7 separate regions of the Homo sapiens genome follow, and all the other regions are linked to region 5. A link is a loop called in an ENCODE intact Hi-C map of the cell type or tissue named here. Cell type or tissue: PC-9. All regions are shown on one strand.

Evidence for each region. Peaks named below come from ENCODE experiments on the same cell type or tissue, not always from the same donor. Only the 100,000 strongest peaks of a DNase experiment are listed, where the experiment ranks them.
Region 1: a loop joins it to region 5, with 8 times the contacts of the local background. A loop is called at or near these places in 3 of 110 quality-filtered maps.
Region 2: it touches region 5 in a loop (8-fold over the local background); 2 of 110 quality-filtered maps call a loop at or near these places.
Region 3: a loop joins it to region 5, with 5 times the contacts of the local background. A loop is called at or near these places in 3 of 110 quality-filtered maps.
Region 4: a loop joins it to region 5, with 3 times the contacts of the local background. A loop is called at or near these places in 2 of 110 quality-filtered maps.
Region 6: a loop joins it to region 5, with 5 times the contacts of the local background. A loop is called at or near these places in 6 of 110 quality-filtered maps.
Region 7: it touches region 5 in a loop (8-fold over the local background); 7 of 110 quality-filtered maps call a loop at or near these places.

Annotation. Positions count from the first base shown.
Region 1 is chr1:224,650,313-224,654,312 of GRCh38, reverse strand. All of the region lies in intron 1 of CNIH3 (cornichon family AMPA receptor auxiliary protein 3), which reads right to left. Among named protein-coding and RNA genes, the nearest start is that of CNIH3, 36 kb to the right of the region's middle. In PC-9, a CTCF peak has its summit at 1,957; a DNase peak (open chromatin) is centred at 1,942; H3K27ac peaks cover 2,675 bases.
Region 2 is chr1:224,849,363-224,853,362 of GRCh38, reverse strand. No RefSeq gene overlaps it. Among named protein-coding and RNA genes, the nearest start is that of DNAH14, 78 kb to the left of the region's middle. In PC-9, CTCF peaks have their summits at 207 (motif pointing right), 1,481 and 1,680 (motif pointing right); a DNase peak (open chromatin) is centred at 1,722.
Region 3 is chr1:224,920,384-224,924,383 of GRCh38, reverse strand. The region is part of intron 1 of LOC105373109 (a long non-coding RNA gene); the gene reads left to right. LOC124904524 (a long non-coding RNA gene) reads left to right here and starts at 148. Exons shown (of 2, transcript XR_007066899.1): 1 at 148-886; 2 at 1,641-4,000. In PC-9, a CTCF peak has its summit at 1,628 (motif pointing right); a DNase peak (open chromatin) is centred at 1,653.
Region 4 is chr1:224,635,738-224,639,737 of GRCh38, reverse strand. The region is part of intron 1 of CNIH3 (cornichon family AMPA receptor auxiliary protein 3); the gene reads right to left. Among named protein-coding and RNA genes, the nearest start is that of CNIH3, 21 kb to the right of the region's middle. RefSeq lists an enhancer at 1,713-2,355. In PC-9, no CTCF peak of the experiment used is centred here; no DNase peak of the experiment used is centred here.
Region 5 is chr1:224,731,699-224,735,698 of GRCh38, reverse strand. It overlaps CNIH3 (cornichon family AMPA receptor auxiliary protein 3), which reads right to left. Exons shown (of 6, transcript NM_152495.2): 5 at 993-1,136. Among named protein-coding and RNA genes, the nearest start is that of CNIH3-AS1, 3.1 kb to the right of the region's middle. RefSeq lists enhancers at 392-461, 1,943-2,082, 1,474-2,673. In PC-9, no CTCF peak of the experiment used is centred here; DNase peaks (open chromatin) are centred at 2,208, 2,618 and 3,098; H3K4me3 peaks cover 2,047 bases; H3K27ac peaks cover 3,124 bases.
Region 6 is chr1:224,501,523-224,505,522 of GRCh38, reverse strand. It overlaps a transcript of CNIH3 not described here. Among named protein-coding and RNA genes, the nearest start is that of WDR26, 69 kb to the right of the region's middle. In PC-9, a CTCF peak has its summit at 2,080; a DNase peak (open chromatin) is centred at 1,822; H3K27ac peaks cover 1,311 bases.
Region 7 is chr1:224,511,488-224,515,487 of GRCh38, reverse strand. It overlaps a transcript of CNIH3 not described here. Among named protein-coding and RNA genes, the nearest start is that of WDR26, 79 kb to the right of the region's middle. In PC-9, CTCF peaks have their summits at 1,422 and 1,622 (motif pointing left); a DNase peak (open chromatin) is centred at 1,597; H3K27ac peaks cover 422 bases.

The DNA of each region.
Region 1 (4,000 bases), 81 kb after region 5:
CCCCCGGGTTCAAGCGATCCTCCTGCCTCAGCCTCCCAAGTAGCTGGGATTACAGGTGTGCGCCACCACAACTGGCTCATTTTTGTATTTTTAGTAGAGACAGGGGTTTCGCCATGTTGGGCAGGCTGGTCTCGAACTCCTGACCTCAGGTGATCCGCCCGCCTTGGCCTCCCAAAGTGTTGGGATTACAGACATGAGCCACTGCATCCAGCCAAATCTTTTTTTTTTTTTTTAAACAGGGTCTCACTCTGTTGTCCAGGCTGGAGCACAGTGGCACAATCACAGCTCACTGCAGCCTCGACCTCTCAGGCTCATGTGATCCTCTCGCCTCAGCCTCCCCAGTAGCTGGGTGTGGTAGTGCATGCCTGCAGTCCCAGCTAATTTTTTCATTTTTTTAATAGAGACAGGGTTTCACCATATTGCCCAGGCTGGTCTCAAACTCCTGGCTCAAGCAGTCAGCCTGCCTCGGCCTACCGAAGTGCTGGGATTACAGGTGTGCACCACTATGCCCAGCCTCAAACTCTTTAAAGGAAGAGAGGCTAAGGCCCAGCTGCCTTCCTTTGTTCAAAACAGATATAGGCCATACTGACTCTTGAGGTAGTATTAAAAAGCAACAGTAACTGAGAATTTATATTGAGTTTGTACAGCGTCACCAGTTCACAGAGTGAATACTAAAGAGAGACTGCAAAGTCTTGTATTTTCCTTAATAGATTTCTTCACAGGAGAAGTATGTAAAAAGTGATCCATAAAAATACAGAAATACCCAAAACTCCATTGCTCCTCATCGAAAACACCAGACTGAGAAACACAGATTCCAAAATTCAAGGAAGAAAAACATAAAATTTAGATGAAATGTCTAATAAACTACAGTCACTTTTTTTTTTTTTTTTGAGGTGGAGTTTCACTCTTGCTGCCCAGGCTGGAGTGCAATGGCACGATCTTGGCTCACTGCAACCTCTGCCTCCTGGGTTCAAGTGATTCTCCTACCTCAGCCTCCCAAGTAGCTGGGATTATAGGCGTGTGCCACCACGCCAGGCTAATTTTGTATTTTTAGTAGAGATGGGGTTTCACCATGTTGGTCAGGCTGGTCTCAAACTCCTGACCTCAAGTGATCCGCCTGCCTCAGCCTCCCAAAGTGCTGGGATTACAGGCATGAGCCACTACAGTCTTTTAATGATGAGGTCCTCCCAGTTTGAAAAATGAGAGCCAAAAAATGGTTGACAAGGAATATGTAGAATAATTAATAATTTATTTTAGTTGTCAAACCTAGGCTAGTGACTCACCAGGGCTGGCACAAAATGTGCCCCCTTCCTCCAGCTGGCCTTCCGGTGGCCTTCCTCCAGCTGGGAATTTCCAGTGAGTTGTGCTCCTGCTGTGTTCCCAATACCTTCACCCTCTGAACACCTGTGCAGCTAGAGCTGCTGAGACCCTCACATGTGGGCTTAGGCAGAGAGAAGAAGCCCACGTGTGCTGCGCCAACCCTCACCAGGGACAGAAACCCATTAGCAGCCTCAGCCCCACCAATTCGTGCAACCTGGATTTAGTTTTGCTTCCATGGGCTTGGTTTCTGGAAGTCCAGAAATGAGCCCTGGGCATCTGTGGAGCCCCCTTGCTGTCCTTCCTGCTCCTTCTACGTTGATGTGGTGTGTGCAGCCAGGCTACATCCCCAGCCACCCACACAGTAGAGGACTGGCTCGCCATACCTGGAACACCTATCAGGGGCCCGACGCTCCACTTAGCTCTTGCCTACCCCTCTCCTAAGGGGCCTTAAGTCCCTTCTTCTTCCCTCACTTCCTTTCTTCCTACACTAATCAACTGGCTAGAGTCCAGCTGACGGCAAGCTGATTCACTGCTTGGAACGGACACTTCTGCCAACCAAACTTTCAATAGCACTTCCCTACCGCTAGGTCTGAGTCCTGCCTGCTCAACTCATCAAACCTGTTAGCTCTTGTGCACAGACCACTCCATAGCCTGTTTGGAATGTAGCCAGGTTATACTCCCCCACCTTATGTCCAGTCCCAGTCCAGGAATGTTAAAGTTACCCCAGTTCGCCATATAGATCTGCTTGCTCCCATCTGGTCATGCCTCTGGCCAGAGGCAGCACACAGGAAAGAAGGGTCTGGGTGAAGTCACAAGGCCCATTACCTGCCATCCCTCAAAACCCAGAAATCCCAGGTCGAAATCCCAGGCCAATATTCCTGCTTTGCAAGAATATCCAACAGGTCAATAATGTTATGAAAGTTTCTCACCCTCACTGGTTGGCTAAGGAGTGTGACAAGGGTGACAAGGAGGTATCATTTTACACCTAATGGATTGAAAAAAATTTTGTGATAAGTTACTGTTGAGGAAGCAGGGAAAAAGGAGCCCCCACCCATGGCTGGTGAAAATGTGAACTGATAAAGCCTTTGGAAAGCAATCTAATAATATCTATTATTAACGAAAATACACATATCCTTCACTTAGCAATTCCCTGAGGATTTATCCCATTGAAATAGACACCACTAGGTAAGAATATATGCCCAGGTACTGTCTGAGATCACAAAAAACTAGAAACACATAAAGTCCAGTCAATAAAAGCATGATTGAATAAACAGTGACACATCTAAATCTGGAATATTACGCAGTTCTGAGTTAGACCTTTACCGATTAACTCAGAGGGACTCCATGAGCCATTATTCAGTGAGAAAAGCAAGATGCAGAGATGCAAAACCAAAATCAAGACACACTCTAAAAAGCATTAGTGTTTATGTAAGATGACACGAACACGAAGAAACAAATGAAGGATATACACCAGGTTGCTAACACCGGCAACCCTGAGAATGGAGGGGACAGTGGCTGGAGGAAAGGGTTAAGCAATGACAGCAACAAAAACTGCAACTTTTTTAAAGTGATGGTAAAGAAAACCAGAATGTGTGATGTAATCCCTTATCAACTATGTAAAATTACGTGTGTGCCCGTAAAAAGACACATGAAAGTACAGTCACCAGAACGCTAACAGAGGTGACCACTACGTAGTTTCCTTATTCCTGCACTGCACAAGTGATGTTTTTTCCCATAATCAGGAAAATACTCCCCATACTATTTTACCATTGTTTTCTTTTTTATTTCCCTGCTTTTCTAACTCTATGGTCACTACAAACTCACTACTTCCCACTAAATTAACTACATCATAGAAACTGCTGCTCACTGCACTGGGCTCGATGTTCACTGGGGCTTGGGTGTGTGTTTGTGCGTGTGTGTGTGTGTGTCCATGTCCCTCTTTCTGTTTCTCACTTTCACTCCAGCCCACCATCTACTGGAAAACTGAGCCTCCCCATGTGAACAACCACACAGAAAACTGAGGACTTGCTCCAAAAGACCCCATCAAGCCAGTGTCCACGCTGAGCACCTGGGCTCTGTACTCAGCTCATTTTCCCTTGCCCAAGGAATCCAGATCTTTACCTTGTGAGGAGCTTTGCCTGAATTCCAGCAGCAACAACAGGGGGCTCCACCAGAGACCCAAGGAGTCTTCTCCCCTGTCATCCTCTCAGGAGCTGGGTTCTGATGAATCTTTCCTGACTTTTACTCCCAAAAAGAGAGTTTATAAAGCCTCTATATCCTCGCGCACATAGAAAGCCGTTTATGAACAGCATGCCAATTTGCTAAAACAACTTTTGTTGTTGCGGGTGTTTAAATTGGAGCAGTCCTTCCCTCCACTGCCCACCCCTCCACCCCCACCAAGTTTTGCCAACACAACAGCCCCAAAGTCCCAGAGCCAAGAACAGAACTAAACACAAGGTCAGCCAGGTCAGGGGCTGCTATCCTGTGTGAGGGAACAGAGCCAGGCACTTGGCTCTGGTGTTCATTTGCACATTCTTTTACATAAATTTGCATGTTGGCCTCCAGAAGCCTTACTCCAAGTATTAATATTTAAAATCAAATTGGTTAGTTTGTGCAACCTCCAGGAAGTATGTACTCAGCCTCCCTGCTTGATCGAGTCCAGAGAAACTTGTATCCCGTG
Region 2 (4,000 bases), 120 kb before region 5:
CTTACCTCCAACCAGGAAAGTTCACAATGCTTCTTTGGCAATCTATGTTTGCCATTTTATTTCAAGACCCAACTCAGAACTCACATCTTGAGTTGGTTTTACCTGATTCGTCCCATTCTCAGCATTCATTCATTCATATCTGTCCCACTTTTATGGACCAGGAATGCAGATGGGAAAAGGGGACTTACGGCCTTGCAATTTTCTTTTACTACCACTAGATGGGGACCTTATAAGATGAAATGCTGACTCAGTTGTCCAAGAAAAATCAGGAAGCATAAATCAGGCTGACGCTTGGTTTCTAAACCAGTCAAGTAAGGCAGCAGGCAGTAACATACATACATACGTACACACGTACACACGTACATACGTACACACGTACACACGTACATACGTACACACGTATATACGTACATATGTATATTCAGAACTGAATAATTGAGTAGGGGAAATGCAACTTTGCAAGAAGCTGGGACTGCCTAGATTAGGTTTGTATTATATGATCTCATGTTCAGGATCCTAGCATGATTACTATATGTAGCATATGATTACTGAATTATACTACATCATTTTCCTCATGAAGAAACCAAGACCCAAAGATGCGAAGCGATTTATCAAAGGGTAAAAACTAAAATATTAATGTCATCTTGAAACTGTTCTATTCCATTTCACGATATCTATGGTGTATTGCAGGTAACTGTAGGTAACGGTAGGCCGGAATTTAAATTTTTGGATTCATTTGAATCTCCCACATCTCTGCAACGTTCCTAGGAATAGCCATATCAGCAGCCATGACAACCGGTTTTGAGCCCTGACTATGTGTTAAGCATCATTTTAGGTGACACATTACATAACTAAATTCACGTAGTCCTCAGAAAAGGACTGTATTATCATCATTTCTATTTTTAGATGAGAAAACAGAGGCTCAGAGATGTTAACAGGCACAGAGCTGGCAAGTGAAAGCACAAGGATTCAAACCCAGATGCAGTGGAGACCAAGGTGTGCTACTGCTGACTAGCCCCACCGTCTGTCCGTACCATGCTGGACAACCAGGGCACTCCAGAAAGCCTTCTTCATGGGCTTCTGGGCTCCCAGGGATGAGCTGGGGGTGGGTTGCCTTTTGTGCCCCTCACTGAATTGAGAGAACCCCCCTCTGCTCCTTTGCCTTCGGTGCCCTAGGCTGGACCCTTTCCTGTTTAAGCAACAGAGCAGTGGGAGCGGCCCTGCTGTGCGAGCCTCTCGAGCACAGTCTGCATTCAGTCATTTGTCATGGAAACAGTGTGGGAACGGAACAGGTGATGAGCCCTTCCATCAAAGGTGTATTCAGTACCTACTGTGGCCTCCAGATGCAGAAAGTCAAAGTAGTGCCTGCCTTCGGATCCCCCAGCCCCGTGGAGGAAACATAGAACACCTCATGGCAGTGAGCTGAGAGGACTCAGGAGGAGTGAGGGGCTGAAAGGCCAGGGCAGGGACGGGCTGAGCTGCTGCTTAGAGGGTGTCCCCGTGTTGCTACTGCCCTCCTAGCTCCTCTCCACTCCTTTGCTTTGGTCCCCAGCTAAGGGCCAGAGTGCACTTCTATCAACTTAGAATATAACAATAATCATTAAACACCATGTGGTGGCCTGAGAAGGAGTCTCAAAGTGTCTTGACCTGCCTTTTTTCCCGGGCTTGCCGAGCATGGATCCACATCACCAGCAGAGGGCACTATGCCAGAGCTGGCTCTGTTGAGGGCATCAGCAGAAAGTCCTCCAAGCTGGCACCTTGTGTTTATGCCCATTATAAAACACTGGACTTCAAGGCTCTTGTCCATAGCTCGCTTTGGGACAGTTAAACTAACAGTGCTTTACAGAGTTAGGCTGGCCTACCTTGGGAGGCACAGTCCCCACCCCCTTGTTTATTGGCAGCTGTCACTGACCAGCATAGGTCAGTACTGAGCACTCTGAGCAAGTTACCTTTTCTCATGCTCTCAGCCACCCTGGAGCAGGTGGGTCTGACTGTGGACACCTTGGAACGACCCCCATTCCAAGCCTGCACTGGATGGGCAGTGCTTAGGGCCTCACTTCTGTAACTACTGAAGGCTCAAACATTCCTTTTGGTCACCAACCCTTGTAGTGTGGTCAGGAAGAGAGATGCTGCGACCATCCCAGAGGAGCGGCCAAGGTCTGAGCTCTGAGATGCACTCCATGTCTCTACGCGCCGCTCCTCCAACAGCCACCTCAGGAGAGCATATCTTGGCAGGACAACCACAGTGACCTCTACCCTTGGTGCTAGGACCCAAGAGCTTCCCTTGCAGGAGCTGACATTAGACAGCACGAGGATGGTGCTTTCAGCCAACTTCTCAGCACCCACTCCTCCAAACACTGGGCTGCATGCTGGGGTGCAGAGGTGAAATGGCCTAGTCCCCATTCTGGAGCTCAGTCTGAGGTTGAAAAGGGTGACAACTCAATGAATTGAACATTTATTTGTGTGAATATTTGCTCATCAATCTAAAAGCCACAAACACTGACTATTTATTGTGCTCTGCCCCAGATTTGCTCTCAGCTTAACACAGTGTCTGCATGTAGATACCTCTCAATACATGGTCCCTGAACAAATAAATATCAAAACAAGGCAAAGGAGGTAGCACCCTCTGCTTATGTTCATACCACAGATTCACAACCAAAGAAAATGTGTTTTCTCTACCTTTAAGGCATTCAGGGCATTTAGAAGCAGAGTGTGAGGGCGCATGTGTGTGGTCTGATGGTCCGATGATGATGAAAGCTCCTGGCTCATTTCTCTTCACACCAATGGGATGCCTGTGGTTAGGGGGGCATCTTCCCCACTGGGAAAACCTACTACCCTCACAGCCAGATTACTGTTTCCAGTTCACCAAAGTGATCCAAATACAATATGGAAACTCTGTGTGTGCTTTTGAGCTTCAATGATACAGTAGGCAAAGACCCTTGCTACCTGGGCCCCATCTCAACCGTGTGTGTGGGTGCAATAACATGGTGACCCCTCAGTCGTCAGACACAGATTTCAAAAAGGCAGCCATCAGGTAAGATCTGTAGGTAAATGCTTCAGAGGAGAGCACCTTCAATCTAGCACCAGATGATAAGTGTAAAGATGGTATCATTCATTTTGGAAAATGACCATGTCAACAAGGAAGATGCTTTTTTTTTTTTTGAGACGGAGTCTTGCTCTGTCACCCAGGCTGGAGTGTAGTGGCGCGATCTCAGCTCAATGTAACCTCCGCCTGCCTGGTTCAAGTGATTCTCCTGACTCAGCCTCCTGAGTAGCTGGGATTACAGGGGTGCACCACCATACCCGCTAATTTTTGTATTTTTAGCAGAGACGGGGTTTCACCATGTTGGTCAGGCTGGTCTCGAACTCCTGACCTCATGATCTGCCCACTTTTGAATTATGATCACTGACTCATTCTCTCATTCTCTTCTCTTTTAAAAATTTTTTAAATTGACAAGTAAAAATTGTATGTATTTATGGTGTACAACTGTTACCAGAAAGGAGTCCTAATCCAGATCCCAAGAGAGGGTTCTTGGATCTCGTGAAAGAAGGAATTTGAGGTGAATCCGTAAAGTGAAAGCAAGTTTATTAACAAAGTAAAGGAATAAAGAATGGTTACTCCATAGGCAGAGCAGCACCAAGGGCTGCTGGTTGGCCATTTTTATGGTTGTTTCTTGATTATATGCTGAACAAGAGGTGGATTATTCATAAGTTTTCCAGGAAAACAGTGGGCAATTCCCAGAATTCAGGGTTCCTCCTCTTTTTAGACCATATAGGGTAACTTCCTGACGTTGCCATTGCACTTGTAAACTGTCATGGTGCTAGTGGGTGTGTCTTTTAGCATGCTAATGCATTATAATTAGTGTATAATGAGCAGTGAGGGCGACCAGACGGTCACTTTTGTCACCGTCTTGATTTTGGTGGGTTTTGGCCGGTTTCTTCACCACAAACTGTTTTATCAGCAAGGTCTTTATGACCTGTATCTTGTGCTGACCTCCTA
Region 3 (4,000 bases), 190 kb before region 5:
AGAAGTTGTTATCGGAAAGGGGTCCCGATCCAGACTCCAAGAGAGGGTTCTTGGGTTTCGTGCAAGAAAGAATTCAGGGCGAGTTCACAGTGCAAAGCAAAAGCAAGTTTATTAAGAAAATAAGGGAATGAAAGAATAGCTACTCCATAGACAGAGCAGCCCCAAAGGCTGCTGGTTGCCCATTTTTATGGTTGTTTATTGATTATATGCTAAACAAAGGATGGATTATTCAAACCTCCCCTTTTTTTAGACCATACAGAGTAACTTCCTGACATTTCCATGACATTTGTAAACAGTCATGGAGCTGGTGGGAGTGTAGCAGGGAGGACGACCAGAGGTCACGCTTGTCGCCATCTTGTTTTTGATGGGTTTTGGCTGGCTTCTTTACTGCAAGCTGTTTTGTCAGCAAGGTCTTTGTGACCTGTATCTTGTGCTGACCTCCTGTCTCATTCTGTGACCTAGAATGCCTAACCGTCTGGGAATGCAGCCCAGTAAGTCTTAGCCTTATTTTACCCAACCCCTATTTAAGTTGGAGTTGCTCTGGTTAAAACTCCTCTGACAAAATGGCATGGGAGGCTGAGGCAGGAGGATCACTTGAGCCCAGGAGTTCAAGGCCAGCCTGAGCAACATAGTGAGTGAGACTTCATCTCTAAAAGAAAAGAAAAAAAGGCATGCTAATGTTCTCTAATATCCTTTTTCTCACCTTCTCAAAAAAATCTTTGAAATGATACATAAAATGGCAAACAGTGGCTGCAACTCTGGAAACCAGAGTCTATTGGGATAGTCTATTAATAGTGGAATGTATGGCAGTTGGCTGAGATATATGTTCCTGAACTCTGCTACCCATCTTCTAAAACAGAAGAGCAAATATAATGCTGCAAAGAAGGTAGGTAAAAGTTTGGTCTTTAGAATGGCCTGACTAGAAAATTGTACAGTTATGTCTTCACTGCACCAGAATAATTTAATGCTTCAGGCAGACTGATGACCTCTTTCCCTGTCCCCACATACCCAGTCAGAGACTGCAACTCCTGTGATGCCACAGAACCAACAGCATCCAGCAGAGGAAAGGGTGCATTACATCTTATGAGGCATTCTATCTTGGAAGCACTGTGGGCAGGGCCAAAAAACAGGCCCTGGGAGCTGGGCATGTGAAGGAGTTGTATCTTTGACTTACATTTGTACAAAGAAAAACTGCAAACTACATGAGCCTCTGATAATCAGGAAAATCAGCTAGAAGGGTAGGGTATAGGCTCATCAGATCAGTGCCTATAAGGGTGACTAAGGATTGTTTACATCAACCTTAAGGCTCATTCTAGATATGAGAGAGAGAATCTACTAGCTCTCAAATTAGTACCGAGAAGAACTAAAGGCACTCAGTATACCTGGCCTCTTGGCCCACACCAAGCTGGATAGATGTCTCTATATTCAAAGATTATTAAGCAAAGAAAAGAATGCAATAATAATAGCAAAATGTTATCTCTAGCAATGTGATATTTACCATGTGCCAGGCACAATTTTAAGTTCTGTGTCAGTTATCAATATAGGATTGCTCAGCTTTGAATACACATTTCAGTTTATAGCTCTGTGATAATGAAATTCCCGAGCTATTTAAAGTGAATGCAGTGTTATGTTTTTTCCAGTAGATGGTAGTAGAGGAACATTGTCAAAGGAAGAGGAGCTCCTGCCCTTTCCAGCATAACCTGGAGTTAGCAGTATAGGTGTGAGGCCATTTTGGCAGAGCCTGCTCCAGGTACAGACCTCGAACTGGTCTCTCTGTGACCTTGAAGACTTGGCCTGGCAATAGCCTTTCTGCAGCCCTCGGGACACAGACACCACAGACCCACACAGCCCATGTACTCTGAAGGGCTCCTATCCCTGAAGATGACCCGACTCTCACTGCAGACCCACACCCCTGGCTGCTGGGTGCAAGCCTGCAGTCCAGAGGGTGGCCTGTTGCTTGCCCAGCAGTCCCAGGTCAGCTCCAGGCTGGCCAAGCCAACAAAATTCTCTGCTATCCAGTGGGCTGAATCACATCTTCTCCAACAAGGTCTGAGCCCCTTCCAAGTTTGTTTTTTCCTGCCACCCTCAACCGTAGGGTACCATGTAGTTTCCTTATATTCTATAGTTACCCTTTTGTTGATACATTTATACATCAACCTTTCCCAGTTTAGCCTACTCTCTGGTTTCTGTATCCTGACTGGACCCAGACTACTGCAAATACTTCACATGTATTAATTCATTTACTTACCATACCAATTGTATGAGGTGAGTACCATTACTGACATCATTTTTCTAATGAAGAGGTTGTGTGCGGTTAGGTAACTCATACAACCTTGTCTTTGTTTCGAAAATTTTTTAATCTAAAGACTCAGAAGAAAAACACCCTCTAAACAAATATTTTTTGTAAGATATAGAAGAAAATTTTAGAAAACATCTGTTTGGTTTTCCCAAGGAACCAAGAAAATACAGCCTTCCTATAGGAACAGAGACATAAGAAGAGAATAGACTTGGATGCAGGCAGAATTTTAAAAAGAAGCTAGCAAAATAAAATTTAAGAGAAACCAAAAATGTTGTGGAAGAATTTGAATCGTACTAAAGGCAGTACAGAGGAAAATTATTACTGCAGGAAAGCGAATAAGTGATGTGGCAGTTTAACCCCAACAGTTCTCCCAGAATACAGAGGAAAAAGAGGTGAAAAGAATGAGAGACCATAAGAGAGAAGCAGGTCAAAGAAGTGAAGGCATACCTACCAAAGTTATCTCTTCTTAGAGAAATAACTAGAATAATGGGGTCAAAAGTCCTCAGGCGGGAGGCTATTAAGAGGAAAGTAAAGCCCACATGGGGAAATTATTATCACTTATGGGGAAATTTTTAGAAGTTTCTGTGTGACCTCCCGCAAACTCCCATGGCATTTTCTTTGCACTGTGTCACTCACCCTGTTCTGCCTTGAATTTTGCTGAAAGTGTAAGACTAGCACTGAAAAGAACATATTTCAGATCCCAGTCTTTTCACTTACTGTGTGACATTAACAAGTCAACTGCTAGGCCTTGGTTTTCTATCTACCTTATAATATCTACCTAAAGTAGTTTATCTATCTTGAAAGGTTGTCTGGTGACACAAATGAAGATATATGGAAATCTCTAGACAATAGTTTCTGAACCTGAATCTTTATGTCTCTATGTGAGTCTCAATATTTAAGGACAAAAAAGCAGATGTATTTCCTTTGTGTCCCCTGCAGTACCTAGCAACTGTAGGCACTGTATAAATATTTATCAAGCATGTTTAATTTAAGATAAAAGTTAGCAAAGTAGTCTAAACCTATCCCACTATCACAAAAGGAACAATGGGTTTCATAAAGACCAGAAAAATATAGATCAATAGAATTAATTGTGTTTGTAAACAGATATAAATTCATTTATTATTGCTATTTGTTTTGGGGTTTTTTTGTTTTTGTTTTTGTTTTTTTGAGATGCTGTCTCGCTCTGTTACCCAGGCTGGAGTGTAGTGGCACGATCTCAGCTCACTGAAACCTCTGCCTCCCGGGTTCAAGCAGTTCTCCTGCCTCAGCCTCCCAAGTAGCTGGGATTACAGGCATGCGCCAACACACCTGGCTAATTTTGTATTTTTAGTAGAGGCAGGGTTTCTCTGTGTTGGTCAGGCTGGTCTTAAACGCCCGACTTCAGGTGATCCGCCCACTTCGGCCTCCCAAAGTGCAGGGGATTACGGGTGTGAACCACCACGCCCAGCTATTTGTTTTAATTTCAGTGTTTACAAAAGGCAATGAGCATTGAGCTATTTTAGTATAGATGTAAATTTTGATAATTTTCTCCATCCTTTGTTACAACTGAAACATTTTAGTTCAATACACTGTAATTTACAGCTAAATAGTACAAAATGGTGATTTGTAACATTTTGTTTTCACAAAGAAAAAATGATTTAAAATGACAGAAGAAAATTATAGCAATTAACATAGCCATCCAAAGGAATATTTTCTAAGCAT
Region 4 (4,000 bases), 96 kb after region 5:
GCCCTCAGGAAGAAATTTAGAACAAAGAATGACAGACAGAGTTCAGTCCTCAGTTCCCCCTTATCTGAGGTCTACCTGCCAGTGATGGCATTTTCCATTTTCCATCTGGTAGGGGTCCAGGTTTCTGAAAAACAACTCAGGGACATATGTTAAGATGTTATCTTTAGTTTCTACAGGGAACCAAACATGTTCTGGCTCTAATTTCCTTGGCTATTGTTTTAAGCTATTATCACCTTCTTGCTTATCACGCTGTTCCTTTACTTTTCAAGGCTAGCTAGGTACTTGGAATTTTCCTTGAAGGAACTCAAGACTTTCCATTATTTTCAAGCTTGAGAAGGTGGGGCCCGCAGGCCCCTAAGAGGGCTCACAAGACAGACACCAGGTCTTTCTCCTTTTCAGCCAATCTCCTTCAAGGCCTGAAGTACGAGGGGGACATGAGGACCCCATCCAGGTCTGAATCACATCATCATCAGGTAATGGGGCTTCTTGTACTTGAAAATCCACTTGAAGAGAATGCTAGGCAGTGTCTGCCAATTTCCTATGGAAGAGAGAGCTCAAAGGTCAATAGTATGTACTGAGCCTCCCATGACCCTGGGGTCCTTGCTGGGAGGGGAGAAGGCTACTTGGGAATTTACCTTCCTATTGGGGAAAGAGAATTTGCAGACCAAACAACCATAAGAATACATTTCCTGAGCAAAACAGAAAGGCTCACTTTCCACAGCAAGAGATACATATCACCTTAAGGATGTACAGGAGACTCCAGTCAAAAGGGAAACTGGCAGGTAAGAAGCAAATCATGAGAAACTTCCTGGAGGAGGAAGGAAATTGGAAATATGGACTGGTAAAAAGTAGAACTGCAAATAAAATAAATAATGGCATGTTACAGGTACAGAGGTGACACCAAGTATAAAGTATTGACAAGGTGATGAACTTCATTTAATGTGAGGTCCTAGAGCAGGATCATGAGAAGATAAGACGGAGTATCATGGAATGTTGGAGAGATCCCGTGGCCAGTGCTTCCTGAAGCTTCCTAATGCTACCTGCATGTTCTAATCACTTGGGAGCTAAAAATTCAGAGTCCTGAACCCACGTAAGCCTTCCTGAGAGATAACATCTAGGGATGTGCCAGCTATGGGAACCACTAACCCTGCCACCCCTCCTTTTACAGAGCAGGAAACTGGGGCCCAGAATGTTACGGCACCGCTGGTAAAGTCAGGAAAGGCAAGCCAGAGGAGAGTTCTAGAGCCCAAATTCAGAAGCTCAGGTCTGACATGGCATGGGGAAGAATGAACTACAAGAGAATCCACCTGTCAGGATGCAAATCCTGGTGGGAGGGACTCGGGGGTATCCACAGAGCCTTCCGGAGGCCCCTGAAAAAGGCTGATGCTGGAGGCAGGCGCTGGGCCAAAACCCTGTCAACATCCTTGTCCCTTGGGAATCTCCCCATGGTGTTCAACTCTTCACCTGAATCCTCTGCTGACACTGCCCGGCCTCCCCCTGGGTGCGCAGGCTGTAAAGCCATCCAAGGGCCGGGTCAGCCACTAAGGAATCTGGAGCGGAAGGTGCAGGCTAGCCCTACCCAGTCTCTAGGATGTTGGCACCTGCTCACATGCACAGCCGCAAGGCGTTCTTCCATCTCGCTGCATGAGCCTTTTCTTTCTTTTATTGTTAGGGCAGGAAATATTTCAGTTACACTCAAAAGCAGGCTTTCTATATTGGAGACATTATAAACAGGAAATGCCCATTTGCTTCATTTTACTTTTCTTATTCATCAATTTTAAAAGCATTGAAGCCACAGCAAATCTGTCTTCCACAAGGCAAGGGTGGCAGGTGCCACTGGCAGAGAGGGAGTGCCAGACAGGGGGACTGGGGGTGTGGGGTGCAGACAGATGATGTTGACTGGCCAAGGGATCACTGAGAGGATAGAAAGGGCCTCAAGAGGCCACCCAAGAAGACAGCACCACAGAGCTCTGCCTCCGCCCAGCTGAGCGGCTGGTGACATTCATAACATGCTAACTATGTGAGCAACAAGACCGCAACTGGCCACTTGGTAATAAGCCAGCCATTACCTTGTTCATGATCCGTTCCTGTGAGACTGTACTGAGCCAGACAACACTATGACAAAGGGAGAAAGGGTGTGGTTTTGTTGGTGGTTAACAAAGATCTTCTGAAGGCAAGTCAAGGGGCCAGTACTAAACAGCTCCTGAAAATACACGATCTTCATCTTGCTATGTTGAGGCAGGAGAGGGTGACCCCGCCAACTCAGAACATCAGGAGGCTGAAGCAACTGTTTTGCCCCTTGTTTGGCAGTAAGAGAATGCAACCCAGAGACAGGAGAACTAACTTGGGGGGTGGGGAGGGTGGGTTGGAGACTGGCATCCAGGTGCAGCACATTGCCTGTCTCACAACTCTGAATTAGGGCTGCATGTGTGTGCGGGGACCTCGCAGATGGAAATATCTGCTCACAAGTAAAGAAAGCATCTCTCGCTGGGCGTGGTGGTTCACGCCTGTAATCCCAGCACTTTGGGAGGCTGAGGTGGGTGGATCAGGAGGTCAGGAGTTCGAGACCAGCCTGGCCAACATAGTGAAACCCCGTCTCTACTAAAAATACAAAAAAAATTAGCCAGGCGTGGTAGCACATGCCTGTAATCCCAGCTAGTCGGGAGGCTGAGGCAGGAGAATCGCTTGAACCCGGGAGGCGGAGGTTGCAGTGAGCCAAGATCACGCCACTGCACTCCAGCCCAGGTGACCATGCGAGACTCCATCTCAAAAAAAAAAAAAAAAAGAATGCATCTCTCAAAGACAGATAGATGATAGACAGATAATAGATTAGATACTGTAGATAGATAGATGATAGATAAATAAAAATCTTAAAGCAACCTTCTAATTCACATCTTCCTCAGGGCTAAGCAATATCTTAAATATGGAGATTGGCTGAATATTATATGTGTACCGCTTTTTTTAATTCAATCAACGTCTTTCTCCTTCAGCCCATCCAGAAAACAACCAATGCCACAAAATCCAATTAGGAGTTGTGGAGGAAGTAGGAATACTAAGTACACACAGCTGTAAAGATCAAGTAACTACACCAAACTTTACTTGACTCCTTTAACAACTTTGCCACATCAAACTTTATTTGGCTCCTTAAAGGAACTCATTTTAACAGAGGTGCTGGCACACAGCATAGCTCAAAAAGATCAAGTTTTTGTTCTTTATTGATGTTGCTATAAAGCACACTAGCTTGTCTGATGTAAGCTCCTGGGACTGGACACTGGTCTGGTAATTAGGAAGCAGAATTCCCCTCCGGGCTTCGTCCTGAATAGGCTGTGATCTCGACCAAGTCACTTTACCTCTCTAGGTTAAAGTATCCTCATTTCCAAATGAGACGACAGAACCAGGTGATCTTAGGTCCCTTCAGGTGTCAGGATTCCAGGACTATGTGATTACATGACTGTATCCCTCTTTCATCAATGTAGTCAAATTAAAAGAAAACAAATATGCAAATGGTAAACCGAACTCACCCAACCCAACCCCATTACCAGAAGGATGGTGCCATCAGCTAAGACCTGGTGCACCAACACAGAGCAACCAACACTTCTAACAACGGGGTGCCACAGCTGCTCCTGGTTAAGCCCTTGACCCCAGACGTTTTACTGTCTTGGGTTTTGGCTTGCTGTATTGTTGATTTTTGTTTTCTTAAACGAAACATTCCACTTGGTATTTTGATATAAAAAAGAGGGTTCACGCAGTAATCCCAGTGCTTTGGGAGGCCAAGGCAGGAGGATCACTTGAAGCCAGGAGTTCAAGATCAACGTGGGCAACGGAGTGAGACCCCCCCATTTCTAGAAAGAAAAAAAAATGAGCCAGGTGTGGTGGCACACACCTGTAATCCCAGCTACTCAGAAAGCTGAGGCAGGAGGAATGCTTGAGCCCAGTTGAGCCCAGGAGTTCAAGGTGAGAGTGAGCTATGATTACACCACTGCTCTCTAGCCCAGGCAAC
Region 5 (4,000 bases):
GGCAAAACAGTGAGACCCCATCTTTAAATAAAAATTAAAAAATAATAAAAAATAAAAAATGCTGGACAAATGCAGCCACATTCTGGCCTGCCACAGCCCAATCCAAACCTAGGGGTGGCGTGCAGTCCAACATCCCGACCCCTCCTCCTCTTCACCTGGCTGCTGTCAACCATGCCCTTTTGGAGACATCACCGGGAGGTTTGGAGATCACCATGGCCCTGCCACAGGTAATGATGGAATCGCAAGTGACAGGTGAGAGTCCCCAGAGATGAGCCAAAGAGGAGCAGGAAGGAGGAGGAGACATTTGCGGAAAAGGCACTCTCTGTGGTGTCAAACCACAAGACAGTCTGTTTATAGCTATCTGCTTAGTTAGGATGTTCTGAGCGGAGAGGTGAAAAGAAGGGACACTCCTGAAACAGGACTGCAAAGTCAGCAGGTTTTTCTTAATTGGAATGGTGTTATGTAATATTGGGAAAACTGTAAATGAAGCATTTAGCGACACAAAATGCCACTTTATGAACCGTGACAGCCACTGTGGGGCTGGGGTGGGGAGTTTGGGGCCTCTGTTATGGTTCCCAAGAATCCTTGGGGCAAGGGACAGTGAGGATGAGCCTGAGCCCCTGTGGCCACAGGCAACCTGCTGGGCTGAGCTGCAAAGTCGTGAGAGGCAGGAAGCCCTATAGGGAAGAAGGAGTAGCCAACTGCACTTCACCAGTTATCTCCAAAGGGATGTTGAGAGGGTGTTTTCACTGCGTGGCCCTAAGGATGTGCCGATCAGCAGGCAAGGCCTCCTGCAGGATCTCCTGCCCCCTTACTTGTTTATACAGAAGCCCTTGCTCCTGAGCCAGAGTCAGACAGCTGGGACTACACCTGAATGGCCATGACTCCCACCCTCGCACGCCATCTCCCAAAGGACGCCTCCCAGAGGCCAGCCTGAAATTCTCTTCCTTTTGCTGCAGGAGTCAAAACCACCAGGAGGGGCAGATACTCACCAGTAAAGGTAGTAGAAGAAGGAGAGGAGATAGAAGGCCAGCTTACACCAGGCCTCCTTCTGACAGTAACTCAAAGTGTCGGCATTCATGACCACCGGTGGGTCGTAGGCTAGTTCTGAGCTATCTGCTGGACAGTGGAAATACCTGCAGGGAGAGAGGACATCATTGTCTCTGAGGTCCTGGTACTTCTGGCGTAACCTGGGCAAACCCTTCCGATGCAGGGCTTCTGTCGAGCAATCCCTGCCAAGCAATTGCCTGCCTTCTGCCCAAATCACAGTTGAAGCACCGCTGAAGAGTGGCTCAGCCACTATCTTCCAGCAGGTAGTAAATCCCCAAATACTCCAATCCACTGGCATCATGGCAATTTCACCCATATACAAAGCTGCTCCAACAGAAGGGGAAATGTGTCACCTGGCGTTGCCTAGGAGTCTGAGGAAGAGCCGCCTCTCAGGACAAGTGCAGGCAGAGGTAAAGGGCTATACCACCACTGCTGGGATGCCACCATACCTCCATTCTACCCTAAAACTACTTTACACAGACCCTTATTGAAAATCCTGAATACTTCGGGACATCCTATTCTCACTTGAGCGCAGAGCAGTTTACAGGTGCTTTCCTTCTTGATAGTGGGACCTAGAACTCAAAAAGAACATCAGCCATCTGTCGGGAGACAGCGTGCCCTGGACGGCAGCTGGGTGAGTGAAAGAACGTAGGTGGGAAAGAGGAGGAGGGGGAGCAGCTAACGCGAACTGTGTGTACTTCAAAATACTACGTTCCCAAGGCTCACCTGGCCACAGCCCCTGAGGAGGGGAGCCGTCAGGCTTGGTGAGACCTGGGGCAGGAGTCTGAGCCTCCTGAGTCCCTTGGGAAGTGGTCGCTGCCCCCAGGACACTGCCCCCAGGGACCTGGCCACAGCCTCCTGCCGGAGCCCAAGAACAAAGTACAGCTGGAATCTCTCAGTGAGTTCCTTTTTCAGTCATTCTGGTAAAGCCACCCAGAGGCCAGGAGTGCAAATAAATGGCTTCCCTGGGCTCTGGGACAGACAGTGGTTCTCAATGGTGGTAAAGGGCCCAGGGAGAGGGCTCCGACCGGGAGATTAATCACACTGGCTTTGAAGAACATCCTGCAATGTAGCAACTCGCAGATCCGGAATCTCAGCTCCCTCCTCCTTCCCCTTCAGAGAATTGCACTGACGTTATCTGTCACTGACACTGTGCTGAAAAGAAATCACAAGCCAGATTCGATGACAACTGCCAGCTCACAGCCCTCCAGGCCACTCATCTCTCCTCTTCCTGGGAGCCAATCTCAAAAGCTATTTGCTGTCACTGTGGTTTTATTCCCAGGTGACCTCATTAAGTGGAGGCAGAAGGGCAGGGTGGCCATGTGGCTCCGTGGAAACAGCAAAGGCCCTGCCAGTCACCAGTCACCACATTGACTTTCCTTGGGTCAGTCATTAACCCATCTGAGCCTCAACTTTCTCATCGGTGAAATGGGGATGGAATTGCCCACTGCAAAGGGCTGTTGTGACCATTATGTGAGGCGATGTATGCAAATAACCTGGGAAGAACAGGTACTGAGTCAACAGCAGACAGTTCTATTTCCTTTAAGCAAACTAAGAGCCAGAGCAGGAGGGGACTTTCTCTGTATGTGAAATGTCACTGGTCTGGACCTGTTGGGAAGGAGGGGGAGTAAAAAGGGGGATAAAGGGTGTACAAGGGCTCTGGTTTTTAAAGGACTCCTCCCCTCCTCATTCTTTTTTTTCTTTCATGTTCTGAGAACTTACTAATTGCCAGGAACTAGACTAGATCCTGTCAGGGATTCAAAAAAAAGGTAAGACAAAGTCCCTATTGGCAAGGAGATTGCAGCCCCTCCCTTCCTCCATAGAGATCAACTTTCCTAGTCTACGGACACTGGCTGCCTCTCCTTTTCCTCCCTTTTGGACAAGCGCTAGCCCCACGAAGCAGTGCCCTGATCGATGTTTTGTCCATTAATCACATTTCTGATACCCTGCCTTGACAGCCCCCTACTTGAAGGACCTTGGGACGAACTCCTTTCCTGGAGGAGAAGAGCCAGCCCCTGGGGCAGTGTGTCAGGTGGCAGGGACTCAGACTGGAATTCGTACAGAGGTGGGGTGTAACCTCAGCCCTGCCACGTCCGAGCTGAGCAACACAGGTTAAGTTGACTTAACCTTTGTGAGTCTCTGTGTCCCCATGTATCAAACACAGAAAATGAAACCCAGCTCACTTGGTTGTTGTGAATCCTGGATCTTCTATTTGACTTCTCTCTAATTCAGATGAGAGCAGATTGCCTTTACTTAAAGTGAGGCTTCTCGATGTAACCGAATCTTTTTCCTTCCTCCCTAAATCTGAGATTTCTTCTACCCTGCTGGCCCTGGTCAATGGCACCATCGACCTCCCGGCCACGCAGCCTAGAGGCTTTCTCTCCCTCACCTGCACCCAATTATGGGCCAAGGCTTATCCAGTTCACCTCCACAGCTTCTCTTGTTCTCTCACCATTCTGACTCCCACCACCTGGGTCAAGGCTCTCTCACCTCTCCACCTGGAGTTCCCACCATAACCCCCTCATTGGATTTCATCCTCAATATTTCACCCTCTAACCCATCCTTTACACTGCTTCCCAGGCCACCTTCCTAAAAATCAGATCAGGTAATGCCACTGTCTTCTTCTAAAGCTTCTGATCATTTTTCATTACCTAGAGAATAAATTAATTCCACCTTCCCCATCAAATCATTTCAGGCCCTCCATACCATACTCTCAGCTGCCTGCCAACCCTGTCTCTTCTTATTTCCCTCCAAGAACCCTACATCCAACCTCACTGAGCAACTACTGTTTCCCAAACACAACAAGTGTTCTCTTAACTCTGGGCCTTTGCACATGCTGGGCCCTCGCCCTGGAATGTGCTTTTCCAATGTCACTCTTGAGTCTAATTTAAGTGCTTCTTTCTCTATGCTCCTACCAGTATTCCTCATATGTCTGTTAAGAACATATTTC
Region 6 (4,000 bases), 230 kb after region 5:
AGCATGATGCAAAAATAAGTGTTTACTAAAATATTAGTTCTCTCCCCTGTGAAAATAAAGAAAAGTAATATGTCATCATTGTGAAGTAACGTCACTCTGCAGATTTACAGACAACCTAACCAAAATGAAGGGGAAAGTGTATTCAAGGTACCTGAGTACCCACTACGTGTATACCACAATTCATGATATGGCAAAAAAGACTTTTTTTTTTTTTTTTCCTTTTTGAGACAAGGTCTTGCTTTGTCACCCCGGCTACAGTGCAGTGGCATGAACACAGCTCACTGAAGCCTTGACTTCCCGGGCTCAAACAATCCTCCCACCTCAGCCTCCTGGACTACAGGCGCGCACTACCATACCTGGCTAATTTTTGTATTTTTTGTAGAGACAGAGTTTGGCCATGTTGCCTAGGCTCATAATCCACTCTTTAAAAGCTTACACTTGACCTGTCTCTCACAAGAAAGGAAGGAAGGAAGGAAGGAAGGAAGGAAGGGAGGGAGGGAGGGAGGGAGGGAGGGAGGGAGGGAGGGAAAGGGAAAATAATAAAGAGCTTACACTCAAGTCAGGGAATAAAAACGTTCATATTAAACACTCAGTGGCATAAAAGCCATACTTGCCCTCCATTGAGCACTTACAATGTGTCAGGCATCATGCTGACCACCTCAGGAACAGGGTCTCATCTGATCCTCTAAACAGCCTGATGAGATAGCTATTGCAATGTCCCATTTCCCAGATAAGAAAACTGAGGCCTAGCAAGGTTAAATTACTTACCCCAAGGTCACAGAGTTAAGATGTGGGCTTTGAACTCAAGCAGTGTGAATCTATAAGCAGCGGCATGCAAAGACCAGTTACAACTAAGTCACAGGAGAACCCAGAAAAAGATTAAGGTGGGGTTGGACTAGTGACACATGACTCCTTGGAGGAATTCAGCTGGGCTCTAGAGGAAACATGGAAGGCAGGTGGGTACAGGAGGGGAGGAGAGGGGAGGGGAGGGGGTCATGGGAGCAGTCTCCTGCTGAAGCCTCCAGAAGACCGCAGGAGGAAAGGGGAACTTTCTTAGGGGGAGAGGAAATTGGAAGAGGAATCCCTTTACCAAATGTCGCTTGGAGCCCAGAATTTCAGCCAGTCTGCATAAGAATAATGTCCTACATTTTTAAAGAACACACCATAGTTTACAAAATGCTTGCACAAAACTGTCCCATTTGATGATGACAATGGGTAACATTTACTGAGAAATTTATAATAAACCAGGCACTACACTAGCTCATTCCAGCCTTAACAGGGTGCTAGGAAGTAGGTTGTAGTCTTGTCCCTCCCAGGTGAGAAAACAGAGACCAAGGTCAGCTAACATGTGGCAACAGTAGGGTTTCAGGTTTGAACCTAGGTCTAACTCGGGAAGGCATCATCCATACAGTCCTCAAAACAGCCTGTTTAAGTAAGTAGGGCAAGTACTGTATCCATTTTTCAGATGAAGAAACTGAGACTTAAAGGGAGCAAGGAAATGAATAATTTAACTCCACTAATAACTAAACCAGGTTTTATCACCCAGTCCTCAAGTCCCCTCCACCCCACCTCCAAGTTTGCCTTCCCAGGCCTGAGGGCGTCTCTGTCCCGGCACCCCTCCCTCCTGGAGCGGCCAGAGGCCTCAGAGCCTGTGGTTGCTGTGGCCTACAGCACAGCGTGCCCGAGCCTGCAGGGCTGGGCCTGTTATTCCACAGTAGTTGGCACTCCCACGGCAATCCCTGCCAGAGGGCTGGGTCGGGTTTCCTGTCTATCTCCCTTGCCACAGCTGTGTTTTCAATAGGGAAGTCGCCTGCTGCCTCTCCTGGGGGAGGACCACACTCCACCTCCCCTTGCTAAACACCAGGCAGCCCTGTGCGGTTGCCAGGGTTGTGTGAGGATAAGATTAGGAGGGGACCCGCCCCTGTGCAGGCCTGAGCAGCTGGACAACCGCCCATGAGACACGGGCTTCCCCGAGGCCCAGGCTGTCACCTCGGCTCTGGGAGGCCCGGTGGGGTTGCAGACAGCAGCGACAGCCCTCCTCCTGCAGGGGAGCCACCTGGCTGTTTCAGAGTGAGAGTCCAGGCTGCCTGTGGGGTCAAAACAGGAGGAAGAAGGAAATAAGAGGGGGGAGGGTGACAGAGACAAGAGGAACAAAGACAGAAGCAAGGGAGGAAAAGACAGAGAGGAATTAGGGCCAAAAGACCGACAAGGGAAGGAGATGTGGAACACTCTGCGGTCCTGGCTTTCAGCAAGTGCAGCACCCGTGCCTCAGGCTCTCCCTAGCTGATAGGAATTTTAATTACACACAATTAAATTGTATATGACATTTAGTACATTGTGTTCTAAATAGTGTATTGGATTTGAATACAAACTAAAGGCCATCTTCTTTCTCATCCTCCTCCCAAAAAGGTGGTGACTTCATCCGTGCAGAAGTCTCCCAGGTTTCCTCCGCCCCTGCCCCCACCTCCCTCCCTCCCTCCCTCCCCGGGAGAGCTGTTTGCCTTCCTTCTGCCCTTCTGGGGTTGGCACCCAGCTGTTTCTTCCCTCCTCCTCCTCCCTCACCCTCCAAAGCTCCGATCCCATCACCTTAGCCTGTGTTCTACCCCCTGTCAACTCACAGGCTTTCAACATCTCACCCTTCCCTCCACCTTTTATGTCTCTGGGCTCTGTTCCCCACCATTCATATGGTGTTTAAATCCACGGCTTCCTTTCAGTGGTTAGAGAAGGGATAAAAGCTTCCCTTTATGTTTGCCAGTGTTTAAATTGCTTCTGAAAACACCCAGCGGTGAAAACTATGAAAAGGGGACAGTCTTTTCAGCTGATTGTTTATGTAGAACTCGGCAGGGAATGTAAGCAGGGGGGTTGCTCAGTAATTACTGGACTCCATTCCCCTGGCACGGGCCCCGCCCTCCCTAACTCTAGAGGTGGAATGGCAATCCACCTCCCCACGCTGCAGGTTACACTGGTGCAAGAGTGCCTAGACCAGGAGGAAGGCTGTTCGTTCTGCTCATGCAAGCCAGGAGGCTCTGGAAACAGGCAAAGTGGGTTTAGCGATAAAGAAATAGGCCAGCCTCCAAATAAAAGGCTTTCGGCTCTTGCTCCATGGCTGTGCCTTTCAGGAGAGCTGGGCTTTCGGCTCCAAAGGCTGCCCTTCTCCTCTTTCCTCCATGCTGTCCACATGGAGTCTCTATCACGAGATACTTCTGCTGACCAGCTACGTTCACAGAGATCATTTCTGGCTGCAATCTCACTCACACCACTTATTTTATCCCAGTAGATGTTTGTTTCGGCCCCTAATTTCCATTCCCTTGGGCCAGTAAAGTGACTTGATTCCCTCTGTTTCTGAGGACCCCAAGAAAACCAGGGCTTCACTCTCCGGGAGCCGTATCTGCAGCACTCCTGGGTTCTGCCCACAAGTGGTATCCTCAGGGAAGACCCCTCTGGGCAAACCATTCTGAACAAGGCCCAGAGGATCCTCTGCTCACCTGCCCTCCCCACATTCTTCAGCACCTCCCTCCAGTTGCTCATGAAGCCTCCAGGTCCTCTGCCCCTCCACCCTACCTTCCTCCAGCCTCCTCACCACAGAATCATCTCCAACAGGGACCCCTCTTCCAGGAAAGTAGCTGGTCACAAACAAATTTCTGTATAAAGCAGTGGCTCACGCCTGTAATCCTAGCACTTTGGGAGGCCGAGGCAGGTGGATTGCCTGAGCTCAGGAGTTTGAGACCAGCCTGGGCAACACAGTAAAACCCCGTCTCTACTAAAATACAAAAAATTAGCTGGGCGTGGTGGCACGCACCTGTAATCCCAGCTACTCCAGAGGCTGAGACAGGAAAATCGCTTGAACCTGGGAGACGGAGGTTGTAGTGAGCCGAGATCGCGCCACTGCACTCCAGCCTGGGCGACAGAGCGAGATTCCATCTCCAAAAAAAAAAAAAATTCTGTATAAAACATTATCATGATTAAGAACATGAACTCTGGGGTTAAAAAAAAAAAATAT
Region 7 (4,000 bases), 220 kb after region 5:
AACATGGCTTGGTGCGTGCTGCTGCTAATGAGGAATCTAACCCTAAGTGTAATTGTGCTCAAGATATTAGCTGACAACAGTAATGAAACCATTGCAGTTAACAAGACATTTTAAAATACTGCTTTCCTTTTCTTTACCATTTTTTGAGTTAATATTTGTGTATACTTTACAATGAGCATAATATATTGGTACAGTCATGCATGTACAAAAGTACACATAAATAAGCATACATCTGCTGGGAGTGCATACTCAACACTTTTCACTGCTAAAGAGTGGTAATCAAATCAATGCCACTGTAAATAGCCTAGACCCCCGCCCAGACCCTCCTGTTCTTGGCTTTCACCTTCCAGAAGCAGTAGGAAAAACACTAAAAACATTAAAAGTGGGCACTGCCTACTAAAACTTTGTCAAAGATCATTCCAAAGAGTAAGACCTGCTGGTTTAACAAAACTGTTCCTTCCTAGTCATGGCCATGTGCCAGAGAGGAACAGGTACCCAGCTAAATCTCAGCTCTGCAGCTCACCAAGATGTGGGGCAATTCAAGTCACTTCTCTGGCCTAGGCTCCACACAGGCAAAATAAAGGAGTGTAAGGTAGTATGGGAGGCAGAGAAGGGGCTTCTGTTTTAATGGGGGTTTTGTTTTTGTTGTTTGTTTTTTGAGACAGGGTCTCACTCTCGCCAAGGCTGGAATGCGGTGGCATGACCACGGCTCACTGCAGCCTCAACCTCCCTGGGCTCAGGTGATCCTGCCACCACACCCTCCCAAGTGGCTGGGACTACAGGCTCGCACCACCACACCCAGTTAATTTTTGTATTTTTCGTAGAGACAGGATTTTGCTATACTGCTCAGGCTGTTCTTGAACTCCTGGCTTCAAGTGATCCGCCCACCTCAGCCTCCCAAAGTGCTGGGATTACAGGTGTGAGCCATTATGCCCAGCTTATTTTAATGTTAATTCTTTATCTTAATATGTATTTGAAAAATAGCAATTTTCCATTTATGATGGTGGTCTTTTTAAAATCAACTTATGTAAGTTTTACAGGAGTAGATATTAAAATACTAAACAAATAATATAGCTAGTGTGCAGATTTAGATGTCAAAAACTGGGGGCTGGAGTGTAACTGTGGACTCAGAAACCCTGGCTAGATGATATTTATCTAGTGCCCAGGTCTGAAACTCTATGATTATTCTTAACCTGCATGCGTATAAACTAAAATATCGTAAGGCCCTTATAGCAAACAATAGGACTTAGACAAGTATGTTCCAGTTCAGTTCAGGTAGATCATTTTATACCTCTTGGTCTCTGGCCCCTGATTTAAGATGAACAAATGCAAATCAAAAGAAGATGAATGAAGTGGCTTTTTGTGATGACAGTTTCTGCTGCTGTTGGAGATGAGGTTTGAAGGAGAAGGGTGTTTGTTTGTTTGTTTGTTGCTTTAATAAAGAAAGCTCTCTGCCTTGCCGCTGTGGGAGTCTAAAACTACTGTAGAAAGAAATGTCCAAATATCAGCAAAGGGAGGGAAGGAACGTGAGCCTCAGGCCCTGTCGCTCACCCAGACGCCCTCTCCCGGCAGAAACGTGCGGGTTTGGTGCCCCCTGCTGGCCCTTTTCTGACAAAGACGGACACCCAACCACGGAGGGCCTGGGAGGGCCACTGCAAAGTGAGCCTCTCAATGGTCGTGTGAGTGCGCAGTCTTGCAAAAACGCACCTGAAACAACAGCAATGCATAATGCATGACTGTTAAGAAGACAGATCCCATGAAGTAGCTCTGTGTCTCCTCCTTCATGCCACTATATTGAATTAATGTGTAACTTGAATAGACAACAGCAGAACCCGGGGGAAAATTCGAAGGGCCTCTTCTCATCACTGCTTCTGTCCTCAGCCAAATGGTTCCCCGTGTCCTCCAGGTGCACTGAGAACACAGCTTTTGCAACAGCCCTTACGTGCATCTGAACTGAGGCTGGGAAGTGGGGCTCGGGCATTGCAATCATTTCCTCAAGAAACAAGCTGGCCAGGCCCAGGGGCTCACACCTGTAATCCCAGCACTTTGGGAAGCTGAGGCAGGAGGATCAGTTGAGTCCAGGAGTTCGAGACCAGCCTGAGCAACATAGAGAGACCCCCCCCCTCCCACCCCCACCCCCACCCCCAACTCTACAAAAATTAAAAAAAAAAATTAACCAGGTGTGGTGGTATGTGCCTATAGTCCCAGCTACTCAGTGGGATGATTGCTTGAATCTGGAAGGTTTAGGCTGCTGTGAGCTGTGATCACACCACTGCACTCCAGCCTGAGTGACAGAGCAAGATCCACTGTTTAAAAAAAAAGCTAGGTAGCACAAATTGTAAATTATACAAAGGGACACAGGCTGCGGGCAGGGTCTCTGCTCTCAAAGGGCTTTCCATCTAGAAAAAGAGATAAAAACAGAAATGGTTAATAATGTCAGTTACCATTTATTAAGCCAGCCACTTTACCATTATCTCCAGTGTTAACAGCAATGCTGTAAGCTAATAATTGCCACGTTGCAGATGGGTAAACAGGTTCAAAGAGGCCAAAGGACAGAGGCCAAAAGCGGGAGAGCCAGGTCTCCAACCCTGGTCAGCTTGACTCTGAACTCCATTCTGTGTTCACTCACATCATTTTTAGCTTAGTTCCCCTATACACGTGGGAAGATAAACTACACCCACCCACACATGGGCCCACACATGAACAGGGAGGGCACGTACCCATGACAATAGCCACCTCAGGGGCTGGAGGAAGGTAAATGGGCTGGAGGGGTGGCAGGGTGGGTGGGATGAAGGAAATACAAATGTGTTCTTTCTTTTATTTTAAAAACAAACAAGGTTTAAAGCCCACATATACCTCATGGTATGTTGTTAGATAAAAATACTTTTAAATGCAAATAAAAATTGTTAAATGTAAAAAATGTCAACATTTGTTCATTTTGGTTGATGGGTACCTGGCTATTCATTACTGTATTTTCTGTATAGCTCCATTTTTTCTTTTTTGTTTTTGAAACAAGGTCTCACTCTGTTGCCTCAGCTGAAGTGCAGAGGCACCATCATAGTTCACTGTAACCTCAAACACCTGGGCTCAACTGATTTCCCCCTCAGCCTCCCAAGTAGCTAGAACTACAGGCGTGCACCACCATGCCTCGCTAATTTTTTAATTTTCTGTAGAGATGGGTCTGACTTTCTTGCCCAGGCTAGTCTCAAATTCCTGACCTCAAGCGATCCTCTGCCTTGGCCTCTCAAAGTGCTAGGATCACAGGCATGAGCCACCATGCCCATTCTTAGCTCCAAACTTTTTTTTTTTTTTGAGACGGTGTTTCACTCTTGTTGCCCAGGCTGGAGTGCAATGGCACGATCTCGGCTCACTGCAACCTCCACCTCCAGGGTTCAAGCGATTCTCCTGCCTCAGCCTCCCTAGTAGCTAGGATTACAGGCATGCGCCACCACGCCCAGCTAATTTTGTATTTTTAGTAGAGACGGGGTTTCTCCATGTTGGTCAGGCTGGTCTCGAACTCCTGACCTCAGGTGATCCACCCGCCTCAGCCTCCCAAAGTGCTGGGATTACAGGCATGAGCCACCATGCCTGGCCAGCTCCAAACTTTTAAAAATTTTCTTAAATTTGTTTTGTTTGAGATAGGGTTTGTCCTGTCACCCAGGTTGGAGTGCAGTGGCATGATCATAGCTCACTGCAGCCTCGCCCTCCTAAACTCAAAGGATCCTCCTACTTCAGCCTCCTGAATAACTGGGACTACAGGTGTATGCCACCACACCCAGGTAATCTCTTAATTTTTTATAGGCAAGGAGTCTCGCTATGTTGCCCAGTCTGGTTGCAAACCAGCCTCAAATGATCTTCCCACCTCAGCCTCCCAACATGCTAGGATTACAGGCATGAGCCACCACACCTGGCCTAGTAAATAATATTTTTATTTAGGAAGAAAGAAGGAAAGAAACTGAAAGGAAATAAGTATCCTCCAAGGATCTGAATATGAAATCAT